2 separate regions of the Homo sapiens genome follow, and region 2 is linked to region 1. Evidence: chromatin loops called from intact Hi-C (ENCODE). Cell type or tissue: B cell. All regions are shown on one strand.

Region 1 (8,000 bases):
TGTCGTAGGCATTAAATAAATATGTTTTGATTTTATTTGATTTCATATCTTTGGTGGAACATGAAGATGGGCAGTTGATGGTCTAAGATTGAATACAATGAAGAGCTCTTGAGTCTAGAATCTGGGATAAGGGAGTCTTATGCTAAGAGGAATGGAATATAGGTAACTGAAGCAATAAATGAACAGTTGCTTTTTTTTATATGTAATTGTCCTAGTGATTTAAATCGTATTTTAAAAAGTGTCAAAAGCCAGATAGGCCCATTTAATGTCTGTGTACATATCCATACATTTTAGAAAACCAGCTTACTGCTGAAGTTTACAAAATACATGTGTACCCTACCTTTTCAGAGACCTGCCAAGGTATATCAAAGTGTGGGCTGGAGCTTCAGACTCTAATAGGGAAATTCCTGAGTCAGAGGCTCTGTGATTTGCGTTCAAGGCAGTTGTCATGAGTTTATTACATGGAATTTGGAAACCAATATAATATAACTCTATTGTATTGCATATTTGCTTTTTAAAAATTTTTGGCCATCATTATATACTCAAAGATTATTTTTAAAAGATGGTAATTACTACAGATCTGATCATTTAAATACAACCTTGTATTTAAAATAATGGTGGACAAAAGACCTTTTGATTATGGGGTTTTGTTCTAGAGCTGCGTGAGCTTCCATTGTGATAAGCTGAAAAGGGGGTCACTTTCAAAACCTTCACACACACACACACACACACACACACACACAGTCTTCATGTGTTCAGGCTGCTACAACAAAATAACATACAGTGGGTGGTGTATAAACAACAGAAATGTATTTCTCCCTGTTCTGGTGGCTGGGAAGTTCAAGATCAAGGTGCAGTGTCTGGTGAGGTGCCACCTGCTGGTTCATAGATGGCTATCTTTCTGCTGTGTCCTCTCATGGTGGAAGGGGTGTAGGAGCTCTCTGGGCCTCTTTTGTGAGGGTGTTAATCTCACTCATGAGGCTCTACCATCATGACCTAATCATCTCCCAAATGTACCACCTCAAAACACCGTCATATTGGGTGTTTGATTTCAATATATGAATTTGGGGGTCACAAACATTCAGACCATAGCACACATTGATTCCAAACAAATGAAACTATAGATTCCAGCCTAAACCAAGCATCTTGTCCTCGAACAAAAGGTTGAGTGGAATAGCATGTCAATGGCCTTCCCTTCTCCATCTTTTGCCGATGGCTCACCTATATCACTTTTGTCGGCAAACTTGGCCTAAATTTAAGAACATGGTGTGCACTGTGATGCCAGGGGGGCAGCTAAGGAGAGGTCAGAGGGACAGGCCTCCTGTCTTCTTGCTAAACTCTCCAGCTCTCCCAACATGACCACTATTAGTCCCACAGAAGACTGACAAGGCATAGAAAAACCACCTCATTCAACCTCCTGCTTCACAGAGGAGCAGCTCCTTTCAGGTTCATGCACACTGGGGTGTGCAACCTCACTTCCTACACTGCCCAGTCAGCAAGTCAAATATCCTGAGGTTGTCTTTGGACAATATGACCAGCACACTCACTGCTTTATATACTTATTCCTAGTGACCTAGTTTATGTTTTTAACACCTTTATCCCAAGATGTTTGGAGTCACTTTCAGAAGGGGCTCTCCTGATGACATCTGTCTCAGCCTGAAGCTACTTCAAAGTGTCTCCAGAATTTTCCTCAGTCCCCCTCCATACAGAGGCAGTCCTGATTTTCTTTCCCTCTCCCATCTCTCTGCCCACCCCTCTCCCTCGCTCACTTCCTGCCAGGAGTTCAAGACCAGCCTGACCAACATGGTGAAACCCCATCTCTACTACAAATAGAGATGTATATAGTTTAATTTTCATTATCTGGATGACTACATTGGACTAATTTCCAATGTTAAATTTCAATCCATTTAGCAGAGAATCGTTATCCCAAACTTGCCCACTTCCTGCATTGTACTTCCCCACAAGAAAGAATCATCTGTCTTCAGGAAGTGGGCAAGTTTGGGATAACGATTTTGAGGAGATTCTGGCTGGAGGTAAAGAGCCAGATTCAAAGACCACAGTCTTGTTCCTGTTTGTCAGAGTCAAAGCTTCCTGCAGAAACAAAGAACTGCCTAATTTTTATTTATTTATTTATTTATTTATTTATTTATTTATTTTGAGATGGAGTCTCGCTCTGTTGCCCAGGCTGGAGTGCAATGGCACCATCTCGGCTCACTGCAAGCTCCACCTCCCAGGTTCAAGTGATTCTCCTGCCTCAGCCTTCTGAGTATCTGAGATTACAGGTGCCCACCACCACGCCCAGCTAATTTTTGTATTTTTTTAGTAGAGATAGGGTTTCACCATGTTGGCCAGGCTGGTCTTGAACTCCTGACCTCAAGTGATCCACCCACCTTGGCCTCCCAAAATGCTGGGATTACAGGTGTGAGCCACCATGCCCAGCCCCTGGACTGCCTAATTTGTATTGTCCAAGTTTGAATACTCCCCCAAAAAAAGATTTTATATATTTGTAACACTGAAATATGAAATACAAAGGAGAAAAGCTCATTTAGATCATTTTTTATTTCTTTAGCCTTCTGGAAGTCTCTATGTACATAAAGAGATAGGTGACTTCCTTTGTGTAATAAACTTGCATTCATGGAGCCCCTCAGCCGTCCCGCCCATGCACTGGGAAAATTCAGAACCTCTATTACCACCCACTGATGCAACTAGCTGCAAGAGGGAAGGGAGAGGGAAATGTTGTGAAGAGTTTGTCCTATGGGCCAACAACCCTCGTATCCACAGGAATGGCATGGCTGGGTGCTTGTCACCCCTAGGCTTTATGGGTACCTCCATGTTGTCATTGTCTGGCTCAAGGATCTACTGGCCCCAATTCTGGTTGAGTTCTGACTGGGTTGGAACAAAGGCCGTGCTGAGACCTATCTACTGCAGATGCACCCACACGTTTTCCAAAACTTGGGACTGAAATCGAACTCAACGATTGCTTTATTTTCCCACACACTAAAATACCCCCGGTTCTGGAATACGGAAGTGAGAATGACAAAGGGGGTCCTTCTGTAGGACCCTCAGTCCTGGCAGTCTGGCTGACCATTCTGGCAGAACATGCTGTTCTGAACACCATTTGTTCAAACTCTGAAACCAGTTGATGCTCTGCCCATCATTCCAGACACTCTTGGCTGTATCTTAGTACCCAGCAGGGCTGTCCTCGAAATACTGCCCTGTGGCTCCTGGCGCCACCTCCTATCCTGCCCTGCCAGCACCGCCACCTTTAGTTCCCATGGCCTGCAGAGAGCCATGGCTGGGCGCTGATGACAGGCTGCACCTAACATGGACCCTGCCTACTGTTCTGGATCCTCAGTCTAGAGGGAAAAGATGCTAAACAAGTCAACATGACAAAGGCGGTGTCAAAGCAAAGGGGAGGCGCACCACGGGAGCGCACCAGGAAAACCAGGTGAGTCTAAACTGAGACCAAAATGCTAATTAGGGGGCCGGCAGGAGGGCAGGAGGAGCGTTCCAGGCAAAACTAGCAGCTTTCGAGAAGGGTTGTTAAAGCAGGACATGCTTTAACAACCAAATCACAAAGTGAGCATAGGCTCAGGGTGTGGCTGCGATGAGGGAGATGAATGTAGGGGTAAGGAGCAATTTGGAGCCCCTGAGGGATGTTACAGGGGCGGGGGGGGCGCGGAGAGTGACTCAATTCAGCTTAAACTGAAAATCATGTGGCTCTGAGTGGAAAGAGAATGGGGAGTGGGGAACTGGGAGCAGAGAATCGATGGGAAAGCTGAGGAAGGTGATCTCACCGCAGGCAACACTGAAAAGCAGGTGGTGCTGGGGACCTAGACGGGTTTGGTGGACCTCAAGTCCTTCCAGGCTGCCTTCTGACCGGGTATTCCGCCAGCCACTTTTCTAGATCCCTTTGGGGTAGGTAAGGGGTGACTGGAGAGAGATCCTGGGACAGGAGCCAGGAGGCCAGGAGGCAGCCCCACCTTTGCCACAATGCCCCTGTAATGCTTTCAGGAAGGTCACAGCCCCTCTCAGAGGTTCCATCGGTTGAACAGGGGCTTGGCGAGGCCCCAGCTCTTTCATTTGTCGTTAATGAAAAGAAACCACCAGGGCTAAGAGGAGTGGCTGTTACAATGGTCCACCGCGCCACCTGGTGTTGTGAGGCCGCGTGCACAGCTCTCAGCGCCGGGCTACCAGGTGGCCCCCAGTGGGTCTGGCCCATTCTTCTGCAAGGTCCCCCCAGCCAGTAGGCTCTGGCACCGTCTTCAGCTGCTGGGGCACTTCTCTCCTCCCTGCACAGTCTGGATTTTCTCCTCCTTCTCTGACCATTTCTCGGGCTCCCCTCCCCTCTCCCACATCTCTGCCCCGATGCTCTTTTCTCTTCCCGAGATGGTCCACTCCCACGGGTCCAATTACTGCCTTTGATATTGCCTTTTTATTCCCATACCCAGGTCTGCAGCGGGGACTCCCCTCAAGTCCCCAGAGCCCCAGCCCATCATGTCCACATCCTTCAGGACATCATCTCCTCCCAGCCAGCCGGGACCTCAGACTCAGAAAGCTGACAATGCTGTGCGTCACCTCAGAGCTGACACAGCTCCTCCTCTGAAGAACTCGGTCTCCTCAACCTGTTAAAGGACATCTAGAAAAGGCCACAGCTAAAGGGCTTTCACTCAATGCTGAAACACAAAATGCTTTCCCCAGAAGATCAGGAACAAGACAAGGATGTCTGTTCACACAGCTTCTGTTCAACATTGTACTAAAGAGGCCAGCCAGGGCAATGAGGCAAGGAAATAAAGTAAAAGCCATCCATATTGGAAAGGAAGAAGTACAATTGTCTTCATTTGCAGATAACATGATCTTGTACGTTGAAAATCCTAAGGAATTCACTGAAAATGATTAAACTAATAAATGAGTTTAGCAAGTTTACAAGGATATGTGATCAGTGTACAAAAATCAGTTTATTTCTATACAGTAGTTATGAGCAAATAAAAAATGAAGTTAAGAAAACAATTCCAGTCTGGGTACAGTGGTTCAAGCCTGTAATCTCAGCACTTTGGGAGGCCGAGGCAGGTGGACCACTTGAGGTCAGGAGTTCAAGACCAGCCTGGCCGATATGGTGAAACCTTGTCTCTACTAAAAATACAAAAAATTAGCTGGGTGTGGTCGTGGGCACCTGTAATCCCAGCTACGCAGTAGACTGAGGCAGGGGAATCACTTGAACCCGTTAGGCAGAGGTTGCAATGAGCTGAGATCACACCGCTGCACTCCAGCCTTGGTGACAGAGCAAAACTTTGTCTTAAAAAAAAACTCATTTATATTAGCATCAGAAAGATACTTATGAACATATTTAACAAAAGAAGTACAAAACTTATGCTCTGAAAACTACAAAATATTGTTGAAAACTAAAGAAGATCTAAATGAGTGGAAAGACATCCCATGTTTATAGATTGAAAAACTTAACATTATTAAGATAGCAATACTCCCAGATTCCAAATTCAATGCAATCCCTATCAAAATTTCGACTTCAGCAATGGACAAGTTGCTTTTAAAATGCATATGAAAATGCAAGAAAACACAAATAGCTAAAGAAATCTTGAAAAAGTTGGATAATTTATGCTACCCAATTTTAAAACCTGCTATAAAATGACAGTAATCAAAACAGTGTGGTATGGGCATAAGGACAGATCTATACATCAACAGAATGGAACTGAGAGCCCAGAAATTAACCCACATATCTATGGCCAGTTGATTTTGAGCAAGAGTGCCAACTTCTTTCAATGGAAAAAGAATAGTCCCCTCAGCAAATGATGTGGGGACACCTGAATTTCCACATGCAAAAGAATGAAGTTGGATCCATATTTCACACTGTATAAAAAAACTAACTCAAAATGGATCAATGACCTATAAAGAAGAACTAAAATCATAAAAGTCACAGAAGAAAACATAGTGATAAATCCTTATGACCCTGGATTTGGCACTGCATTCTTAGATTGACACCAAAAGCATGAGCAACTAAAGAAAAAAACAGATAAACCAGCCATCAGAATAAAAAACTTTGGGGCTTCAAAAGACACTATCAAAACAGTGAAAAGACAACCCAAAGAATGGGAAAAAATTGTTTGCAAACTATAAACATAATAAGTTGCTTGTATCTAGAATATATAAAGAACAATTACAACTCAAGAATAAAAAGACAAATAGCCCAATTCAAAAATAAGCAAAGGATCTGAATAGATATTTCTTTAAAAAAGATATACAAATGGCCAATAAGCACATAAAGAGGTCCTGAATATTATTAGCCATGGGAGAAATACAAATCAAAACCATAATGAGATATCACTTCATGTCTGCTAGGGTAGCTTTAATTAAAAAGTCAGATGAGGCCGGGCACGGTGGCTCATGCCTGTAATCCCAGCACTTTGGGAGGCTGAGGCAGGTGGATCATGAGGTCAAGAGATCAAGACCATCCTGACCAACATGGTGAAACCCCGTCTCTACTAAAAATACAAACATTAGCTGGTCATGGTGGCATATACCTGGAGTCTCAGCTACTTGGGAGGCTGAGGCAGGAGAATCGCTTGAACCCAGGAGGCGGAGGTTGCAGTGAGCTGAGATCACGCCACTGCACTCCAGCCTGGCGACAGAGTGAGACTCTGTCTCAAAAAAAAGTCAAATGATTAAAAAAAAAGTTGAAAAAAATGTGGAGAAACTGGAACCCTTGTACATTGCTGGTGGGGATGTACAATGGTGTAGCCACTTTGAAAAACAGTCTGGAAGTTCCTCAAATGGTTATAAAGTTACCATGTGACTCAATTCCACTCCTAGGCATATGTCCAAGAGAAATGAAAACACATGTCCACACAAAAACTTGTACATGAATGTTCATGGGGACATCATTCCTAACAGCCAAAAACATGGAAACCAACCCAAATGTCCACCAACTGATGAACAGATAAATAAAATGTAATATATCCATACAATGGAATGTGATTTGGCCATAAAAAGAATGAGGAACTGATATCACGTGGATGTACCTTGACAGCATTACACAAAGTGAAAGAAGGGTCGTATATTGCATGATTCCATTTATATGAAATGTCTAGGATAGACAAATCTATGGATACAAAAAAGATTAATGGTTGCCTAGGGCTGGGGGAGATAGAGGAATCAGGGTGATAGCTAAGGGGTGCTGGGGTATTTTGAGTAAATGAAGAAGTTCTATAATTAATTGTAGTGATGAATGCACAGCTCCGTAAATATACTAAAATCCATTGAATTGTACCCTTTAGATGGATGCACTCTCTGGGATGTGAATTATATCTCAAGCTATTTTAAAATGTTGTTCAAGTTTTCTTCATCCTTCTGAAGACACTAAAGCTGTTGGCTCTGTGGCCTCCTCAAAACCCATGACATCTCTTTGTGGCCATTTGGGTGCTGCAGGTCAGGAATCAGTGATGTTCAACCTCCTTTGCTGGAGCCAACCTCCAGTTCCAGCTGAAGCCAACTTCCCTGACAAGCACCCCACCTCACCCCACCCAGCATGGATCCAGCTGTCCTTTCTGCTGCTTGACCAGGCTCCACTTCCAACAAGCATCTTGGAACCTCAAAGATTACACGCAGGCAATCCTCAGCTGCCACCGCACAACACATCACAGCTGCCAGGGAAGACAGTGGAAATGTCCTCCAATCTGGTCAGCTGCTGCTGCTCACTCTGAAGTTGGAGGGACACTCCCCTGCAGATTCAAGGAAGTGCAAAAGTCAGTGAAGGGGACATCATCTCCTTGACCCGAAGAAGGGCTCCATGCAGCTACCTGCATAGGCCCCTGCAAGGCCAGAGGGAAGACTCTGATGTCTCTTCAGGACCATCTTGTGAGATACCTTCCACTTCCTCACTTTCCTGTCTACAGAAATCTCCTGTTATCAAGTGTGAGGGTTAATACTGAGTGTCAACTTGATTGGATTGAGGGATATAAAGTATTGATCCTGGGTGTGTCTGTGAG
Region 2 (8,000 bases), 170 kb before region 1:
TCAAACATGCTTAATTTCATCTAACCCATAACCCTGTCTCCTTCCCCATGTTAAAGAAGAGGGGATTCAGGATCTGAGTAAGATAAGGTGAACCTTATCCTGGGAGGCGGGACTCACACTCGGGTCTACCCGACTGCAGCACTGTGGAATTTTCTAGGACTCCACAGGCAGGCAAAGCTGGCCAAAAGCAACTTCCAAAGCCAGGAGGGAACTCCACCCCCAACCAAAACCACTCAGTGAGGAAACTGGTGTCTCCATCTGTTTTTGAGCGAAAACACCCTGGAGTTCTGAGGAGCTCGCAGGCGCGGCCACCCAGCACCTAAGTGTGGGACAGGGAGCAAGAAAGGGACTGACCTTGGACCTGTGAAACCGCAACCCAGTTTCCCCAAGGGCTCCTAGGAAAGCAGTGTATTTGAAAGTGCTGTCATTCCTTTGCTAAATGCCAAGGATGGAGTGGGCTGTGCATGGGTGCGCCTCTTCCCCACACAGCCACTGCTCCCAGCCCCAGTGAGAGCCTGAGCTCTTGGAGTGAGGAGGGACCCCTGGCCCCCCTTGGTGGGCTCTCCGGCCTCCCTCTCTCGTCCCCACCCCCAGGCCCACACCCTGTCGGCCTCCCACCTCAGAGTGGAAGGTGAGGTGAGGTAATGTCTCCGCTAACCCGCAGTGGCAAGGAGATGAAAAGAATCTCAGAAATGCTATGTTTAATTTAAAGCAGACCCAGCCTGCCTTAGCCAGGCTGTAATTTCACTCAGAATAACCAGATTGTTTTTCTTGGACATTCCAGGCCACCCCCTGTTAAAGCCCAAATGGAATGTTAGGGGGCCCCTTACTGGGGGCCACATGGCTGTCCGAAACTCATTCTCCCTTGGGCCAAGGACTCCTGCTTTGGGGAAGGTCAGGACCTCTCTGAGCGTCACTTAAGGGCCTCCCCTTGGCTCCCTGGCACTCCTCCCCACCCGGCACCCCACCCCTAACTTGGTGCCCAGAGTTCTAAGGGTAAAAGGTCGTCATAGATGAGAACAGCAACACCATCTGTTCACTCTGTGTTCTCTGTGCCCAGTGTTGTGTGAAACTTTCTATCCAATATCTTGCAAAATCCTTACAGCAACCCTATAAGGTGGGTAGAATTTTTTGTGATTCTCCTTCTACAGAGGGTGATAGGGAGGCTGCATAACCTGTCCCAGGTGGCCCAGTTGGGATTTGAGCTCGCTTAGCTCTGGGTGCAAAGCCCAGGCTCTCTGGGCTGCCCATCCCAACGGCCCCTCCCTCCTGGGGCTGAGGAGTTCGGGGGACATTTGTTTCAAGGGAGCTGCCCTTGTTGGCCATCTGGGTATCTGTGGAGGGAGTCGTTATGGGGACACCTGGGTGACAGACAGCTGAAGGGAGGAGGTGCTGTAATCCTGAGCCCTTCTTCTTTCTAGTTGCTGACACCCCTACTTTGGGTAGGGTTGGGTCGGGGCCTTCCAATCTCTATAGGTTTTACTGCTTCCAAAGACCTGGCATACTCCTGGTTTGTGATGATCAAGTTCTGGGTCAGAGCAGGGAGAAGCAGCCCATGAGGCCGGTGAAATGGTGCCCAATGGAGGGGAAGGCCCTGGCTTGTGATCTTGGGCAAGTCCCTCCTCATACCCAGCTTCAGCTTCTCCTCTATAAAATGGTAAGTGGGGATGGAATGGCAGAGAGATGCGGGGCTCTGATTTCTCAGGCCTCTTCTGGCCCTGACATTCTCTGACTTTATTCTGCCAGGATCTGTGCAGATGGGCCTTGGCCCAAGGAGACATGGGAGGTAGAAGGAAGGGAGGGACTGGCAGGGGAGGGACTTCTGGGGAAGTTTCCAGGACTTGGGGGAGGAGAAAAGAATGAGTGGAGCCTGAAGCCAGAACCAGGCATGGGGTGGCCCAGATGGATTTATTCCAGAGCCTGGCCTTCTTCCTGCAGGCCTGAGGGACACTGTGGCTGGCTCAGGGCATAAGTATGCCCCAAACAGAGGGAGGGGCCTCTCTCTGCCTGGTGCCCCCTCCACTCTCAAGGCTCAGCACAACTAAAAAATGGGCTAAAAAATGAGCACTAAAAAAATTTTTAGTGCAACTAAAAAATGAGCTCTCTTGCCTCACTACTGGGGCTGCCTTTGATTTCATGGGGAATAAGGAAGGGGCCAAGGAGTACAGGATCCCAGGTGGTGGATTCTGTGACTGATGAGACCCCTCCAGCTCCCCAGGCCTGGCCGGCAAGAGGAAAGCTCATGTTGCTGATGGGGTGGAAGCCAGGATCTGCAGGCCTGGGAAGGGGCTGATAAGGGGCTGCTCTCACTGCTCAGGGGACAATGAGCTTAGTGTGGGAGGGCTGGGCTGTTGCTTTCCCTCAGGGCTCCCAAGAGAGGTTTCCATGGCACCCAGAAGCTGACTTGGCCACAAGTGTCAATGAAGACATTGTGTGGGGGTTCTTGAGCCCCACCTCTCTCATGGGGTGGGGAGGAGGGGGTGCGAGGCAGGGGAGCCGTCCCTCTAGTCCTGCAGATGCCCCTGTGTACTGTGCTATGAGATGGGACTGGGGCCTCCAAAGATACCCACCTCCTTCCTCTTCTTCAGGAAAGGGTGGAGCTGTTGGGGGCCTTCCCAGGGCAGACACTATATGAGATCCCGAATCCAGGCATGCGTTCCTCAGGAGCTGCTCACCTGGGAGAGGGAGGCAGACAGGTGACACATGCCCTCTTTGTACCTTTTTCCCACACTGAAGCCAACAGGTTGTGTCCCTCCTCTACCAATTCACCTGTAGGAATGACAAGACTCAGCCGGGGTGACAGAGTGAGACCTTGTCTCTAAATTTATTAATTAATTTAGCTTGGAGACTCTTGCATGCCTCACCTAAACACTGGTCAATCCATGGGTTGGCCAGTGCCCCTTGACCTGGGTAGCTTGGGTCAGACAAGTGAGTGGGGTCATGACACTCTCTCTCTCAGGAATGTGGCCTCCAAGACTCAGAGGGAAATTGCCTCTCGTGGAGACACCGGTTCCACTTGGACTAGGCATGGTGCTACCCAGACTCCTCCAGGACTGAAGGGCCTGCACCCCAGTGGTTGTCCCTCAGCTAAGCCCTCTTTGGGAGCAATTCAGCCCAAATCCAATGACTGGTCAATATAAAGGCATAAAGGCCAGGTACTCTTGTCCCAACTCAGGGCAGCTGTCAGCGTCCAGCCCAGCTCCAGCGCTCCTCCAGGGCTTGGCCAAGGTCTTTGTTGGGACTGTATCACAGCCCAGTTTCTCCCACCGCCACTCCCTCCTTCTCCTTGTGTGTCCTGACTCCAGGGCACACAATAAACTGTCTGCCCACCTATGTCCATCTTAGAGTGTTTCCCAAGGAACAGGAAAGATGCCACAGGGAGGGCAGGAAAGAGGATGCGTAATTAGGCCTCTCACAGGTCTGCCCCTTCTGTCCCAGCTGACTCCTGCCTCTTCTGCAGGGGGTGGGGTGGAAGCAGTGCCTCCACCCCCACCTCTGACCTTCCTGCCTGTCTGTCCTAGAGAACGTTTGCCTGGCTCTCAGGGTCTCCAAAGGAAGAAGTCAAATAAGTCACAGAGAAGCAAGGCCAGACATGATATTGCCTCTCTGGGCCTTAGTTTCTTCATCTATAAAATGGATCACTGCCACTTACTTTGCAGAATTTAGAGGAAGATCCAGAAAAAGAACATAAAGCTACTAGTTTAAGGCTTTCTTATTCTGCTGGGTCTGAAGTCAGTCATTGATGGGCTAGAAAAACAAAAGAGCCCCAATGATCGTCATGTACAGTCCCAAAGATTCCCAGGACAATGGCCATCCACTTCACCATTTCCCCTGGAGTGAGTGCGCTTAAGGACTCAAACACTACCAGTGACTCTCCTTGACAGATGGCATCATCCATGCCAGGCGGTGCCCCGAGCCCTCTTCATCCTCCTTGTGCCCACTCATTCTGCAGAGAAACAACCGGAGGTCAGGGAGACTCAGCCGGGGTCACACAGCTGGTACACTGTGGAGCCAGTCCCACCCAAGGTGCGACACCCCCAAGCTTTGGTTTGGGTAGAGCCACTGCTCTCACTTCCTCCCCATTGCAAAAGGGACTCAAGGTGGGAATCAGGGTCAGCTGCACCCTGAGAGGAACTTACCTGATTTGCAGCCAGGGATGCTCCTCTCATCTTTTGGGGAACTATTGAGAAAGGAAAGACGTGCCCAATTTCCCAGGATTTCTCTGAATTCCTGGATATTTACTCCTCAGATTTCACATCTGGGGGATGCAGTGATGTGCTGAAGCTAGCTCATACCAGCTCAAAAAAGCTGACCATGCTCCTCTCCTCACAGTTCCACGTCCACACCTTCATGTTGGTCACCATGGTGGGAGTAGGGACACCATGAGAACTGGCAATTCTACCCATCAGGGATTTAAGGGCTTTTGTTTTCAGAGAGCTGTGGTTACACACTGCCCAGCACACCCCTGGGTGGGTTCCTTAGGACCCCTAGGGAAGTAGTCCCAGCTACTCAGGAGGCTGAGGTGGGAGGATCGATTGAGCCCAGGAGGTCGAGGCTGCAGTGAGCTGTGATTGTGCCACTGCATGCTAGTCTGGGCAACAGAGCAAGACTCTGTCTTAAAAAAAAAAAAAAAAAGATGCATTCTCTTTATACATGTTACACTTTAAGTTTTTGGAGGAAGAAAAAAAGAGCATTTTCTTTTGAAGTTACTCACATTTTAGTGGGGATAGAGGCCAATAATGCCACTGGCTCCAATGATAAGAGTTTTACTAGCTTTTCTAGTTTTTTGCTAGTTTTTCTAGAGGGCCCAGGGGAGCCAGGGAGATACCCTTTGGGCTGTGGGGTTTCATTTTGGTCACATGTCTCATTTCTGCCTCTGATTCTGCTAGTTCTCAGAACCACTAATATTCTGCCCTACATGTTAGGGTCTATTTTTAGAACTTCCTCTTGACAGCACCACTCCTATCTTGTGTCCACAGAAGGGGATCCTGACTCAGCACAGGGTTCTCGGGTGTGCGGATCCCGGGCTGGGCCTCTTGAAGACCTGTGTGGCCCTTGAGCCCTCAGCTTACTTTTTTTTTTTGAGATGGAGTCTTGCTCTGTCACGCAGGATGGAGTGCAGTGGCGCGATCTGGGCTCACTGCAACCTCTGCCTCCTGGGTTCAAGTGATTTTCCTGCCTTAGCTTCCCAATATCTGGGATTACAGGTGCCCTCCACCATGCCCAGCTAATTTTTGTATTTTTAGTAGAGATAGGGTTTCACCATGTTTGTCAGGCTGGTCTGGAACTACTGACATCAACTGATTAATCTACCATGGCCTCCCAAAGTGCTGTAATTACAGGCGTGAGCCACCACGCCCAGCCCCTCAGCTTCTTTTTTAATTTTTTAATTTTTTTTTATTTTTTTTGAGATGGAGTCTTGCTCTGTCACCCAGGCTAGAGTGCAGTGGCATGATCTCGGCTCACTGCAACCTGCGCCTCCTGGGTTCAAGTGATTCTCCTAGCTCAGCCTCACGAGTAGCTGGGACTACAGGCGCGTACCACCACGCCCGGCTAATTTTTTGTATTTTTAGTAGAGAGGGGGTTTCACCATGTTAGCCAGGATGGTCTCGATTGCCTGACCTTGTGATCCGCCTGCCTCAGCCTCCCAAAGTGCCCCTCAGCTTACTTTTAAAGACCTTGTTCCAATAACACATCAAACAGCCCACACTGAGTATATGTATGTATATACACATATATGCACACATATGTGTATTATTTATTTGTTTATTTTTAATTGACACATAATAATTGCACATATTTATGGAATACATAGTGATGATTTGATACATTTAATGTATAGTGATCAGATCAGGATCATGTGTATTTTTAATATTGCAAAATATTTTTAAATGGTTTTGATAATTTTTCTTTTTAAAATAATAGTACATGAGCAACTTGTTATTTCTTGGCAATCACCACACACTCCTCAAGAATTCTTGCAAAGGAGGAAATGCTACTTTCAATTTGTTTTGCAAATGTAATGAAATTTTTAAAAATACTGAATGTATCAATTAAGGAAGCTGACATAGTGTTCCACTTTGCAGGCATTTAATTAAACATTTATTCACTTTGATCATGCAGTTTTCTTTTTATATTTTGGAAGAAATTAGTTTTTTTTTTCTCATAACTCAGACTTTTCCTGTAAGGATAGTGGCCAATTGATCAACCAGGTCTGGCTGGGAAGTCAACTTTTTGGCCAAGTGGGTGGGCCTGGCCAGGACATTTGGGATGAATAGCAGAGCCACAGCTGGGGTATGCAGGAGAGGTTGTGGGCAGAGAGTAGATGGTCTCAGAAGAGTCAGCTGTTCCCTCAGGAATTAATGACTGTCAGGCTGTTTTCCAGTTTTTGGTGTTGGGGAGAAAATCTTTGGGTCAGTCTAGAATACCCTTGCAATCATGAACTTCATTTGAGCCTGACCCAAAAATGTGTCTGATGAGTCGTCTTTTTTTTTTTTTTTTGAGATGGAGTCTCACTTTTGTTGCCTAGGCTGGAGTGCAATGGCACGATCTCAGCTCACTGCAACCTGCGCCTCCCAGGTTCAAGCAATTCTCCTACCTCACCCTCCCAAGTAGCTGGGATTACAGGTGCCTGACACCATACGCAGCTAATTTTTGTATTTTTAGTAGAGACGGGGTTTCGCCATGTTGGCCAGGTTGGTCTCGAACTCCTGACCTCAGGTGATCCACCTGCCTCAGACTCCCAAAGTGCTGGGATTACAGGCATGAGCCACTGCGCCTGGCCTGATGAGTCATCTTAAAAAGTCCTCTCATCAGACAGATTTTTATGAACTGACGAGAAAAGATGTCCCAGGTAGAGTCAAGTGAAAGAGGCACAGTGAGTAACAGACAGCACAGTGTGGGTATGCGCACACTTGGCCACACACTTGCACAGAAACACAGACGAAATCTGGAAGAATGTACTAAGAACTGGAAACACCGAGTGTATCTGGAAAGCAAAATGATGTGTGAATTTTTGACTTCTAAAATAAGAATGCTGGCCGGGCATGGTGGCTCACACCTGTAATCCCAGCACTTTGGGAGGCCGAGGCAGGTGGATCATTTGAGGTCAGGAGTTTGAGACCAGCCTGGCCAACATGGTGAAACCCTGTCTCTACTAAAAATACAAAAAAGTTAGCCAGGTGTGGTGGTGCGCACCTGTAATTCCAGCTACTCGGGAGGCTGAAGCAGGAGAATTGCTTGAACCTGGGAGGCAGAGGTTGCAGTGAGCTGAGATCTTGCCACCGCACTCCAGCCTGAATGGCAGAGTAAGACTCTGTCTAAAAAAAATTAAAAACTAAAAAATAAAATGAAATAAGAATGTACATCCATCTCTTGATTTATGTGGTCAGTCCTAAAATGTGTCCATTCACTCAAAATGCTTACTGCAAAACTTCAGAATGAAGATTCTCATACAAAATACGGAAAACGTGAGTGGTATGTTCCAGTTGATGGAAAACAACATATTCAGACTGTCCTTTTTGTCATCTATTAAATGTAGCCAGTAAACAACCCATAAAAATATATATTAATGATTATCAGGAAACAAAAAGTCCCCAGGCAAAGACTAATGAAGTGGCAGGTGGTGTGGCCAGCCTATGACCACGAACTATGTGTTCCTCTATTTTCTCCATTTTAGAAAATCTTGTTTCCAAAATGTTTGTCATGGGTGACGTTTCAGTCTTTGTCCTTTTAAAAATGTTGTGGCTCTGTTGTTTGATAAAGTGACATTTGATTGAAAGATGAAGACGGAGGCCATTTCTCTAAGGGCTGGCAACTTTTGATGATAAATATTTGGCCATGTATTCACCCAGGGCCTCCCAAGGGTATGACTTGCTAGTTGCTAGTCACATAGCCCTACAAGGTAAACCCTGAGAAATGCATGTCACAGAGTGTCATCTCAGACCACCTGGAGGATGCAGTCCCCAGGCTAAGGAAGCCCAAGGCTGGCTGAGAGTTCA

What was found. Peaks named below come from ENCODE experiments on the same cell type or tissue, not always from the same donor. Only the 100,000 strongest peaks of a DNase experiment are listed, where the experiment ranks them.
Region 2: a loop joins it to region 1, with 10 times the contacts of the local background. A loop is called at or near these places in 2 of 110 quality-filtered maps.

The regions. Positions count from the first base shown.
Region 1 is chr2:85,823,729-85,831,728 of GRCh38, reverse strand. It overlaps LOC284950 (a long non-coding RNA gene), which reads right to left. Exons shown (of 3, transcript NR_038888.1): 3 at 4,941-7,733. Among named protein-coding and RNA genes, the nearest start is that of MIR6071, 44 kb to the right of the region's middle. In B cell, CTCF peaks have their summits at 3,962 and 4,163 (motif pointing left); DNase peaks (open chromatin) are centred at 868 and 4,138.
Region 2 is chr2:85,991,088-85,999,087 of GRCh38, reverse strand. LOC105374843 (a long non-coding RNA gene) reads left to right here and starts at 1,010. Exons shown (of 3, transcript XR_940318.3): 1 at 1,010-1,117; 2 at 1,447-1,657. RefSeq lists enhancers at 4,547-4,726, 4,767-4,956 and a cis regulatory region at 4,697-5,210. In B cell, no CTCF peak of the experiment used is centred here; DNase peaks (open chromatin) are centred at 4,077 and 4,897; H3K4me3 peaks cover 450 bases; H3K27ac peaks cover 1,768 bases.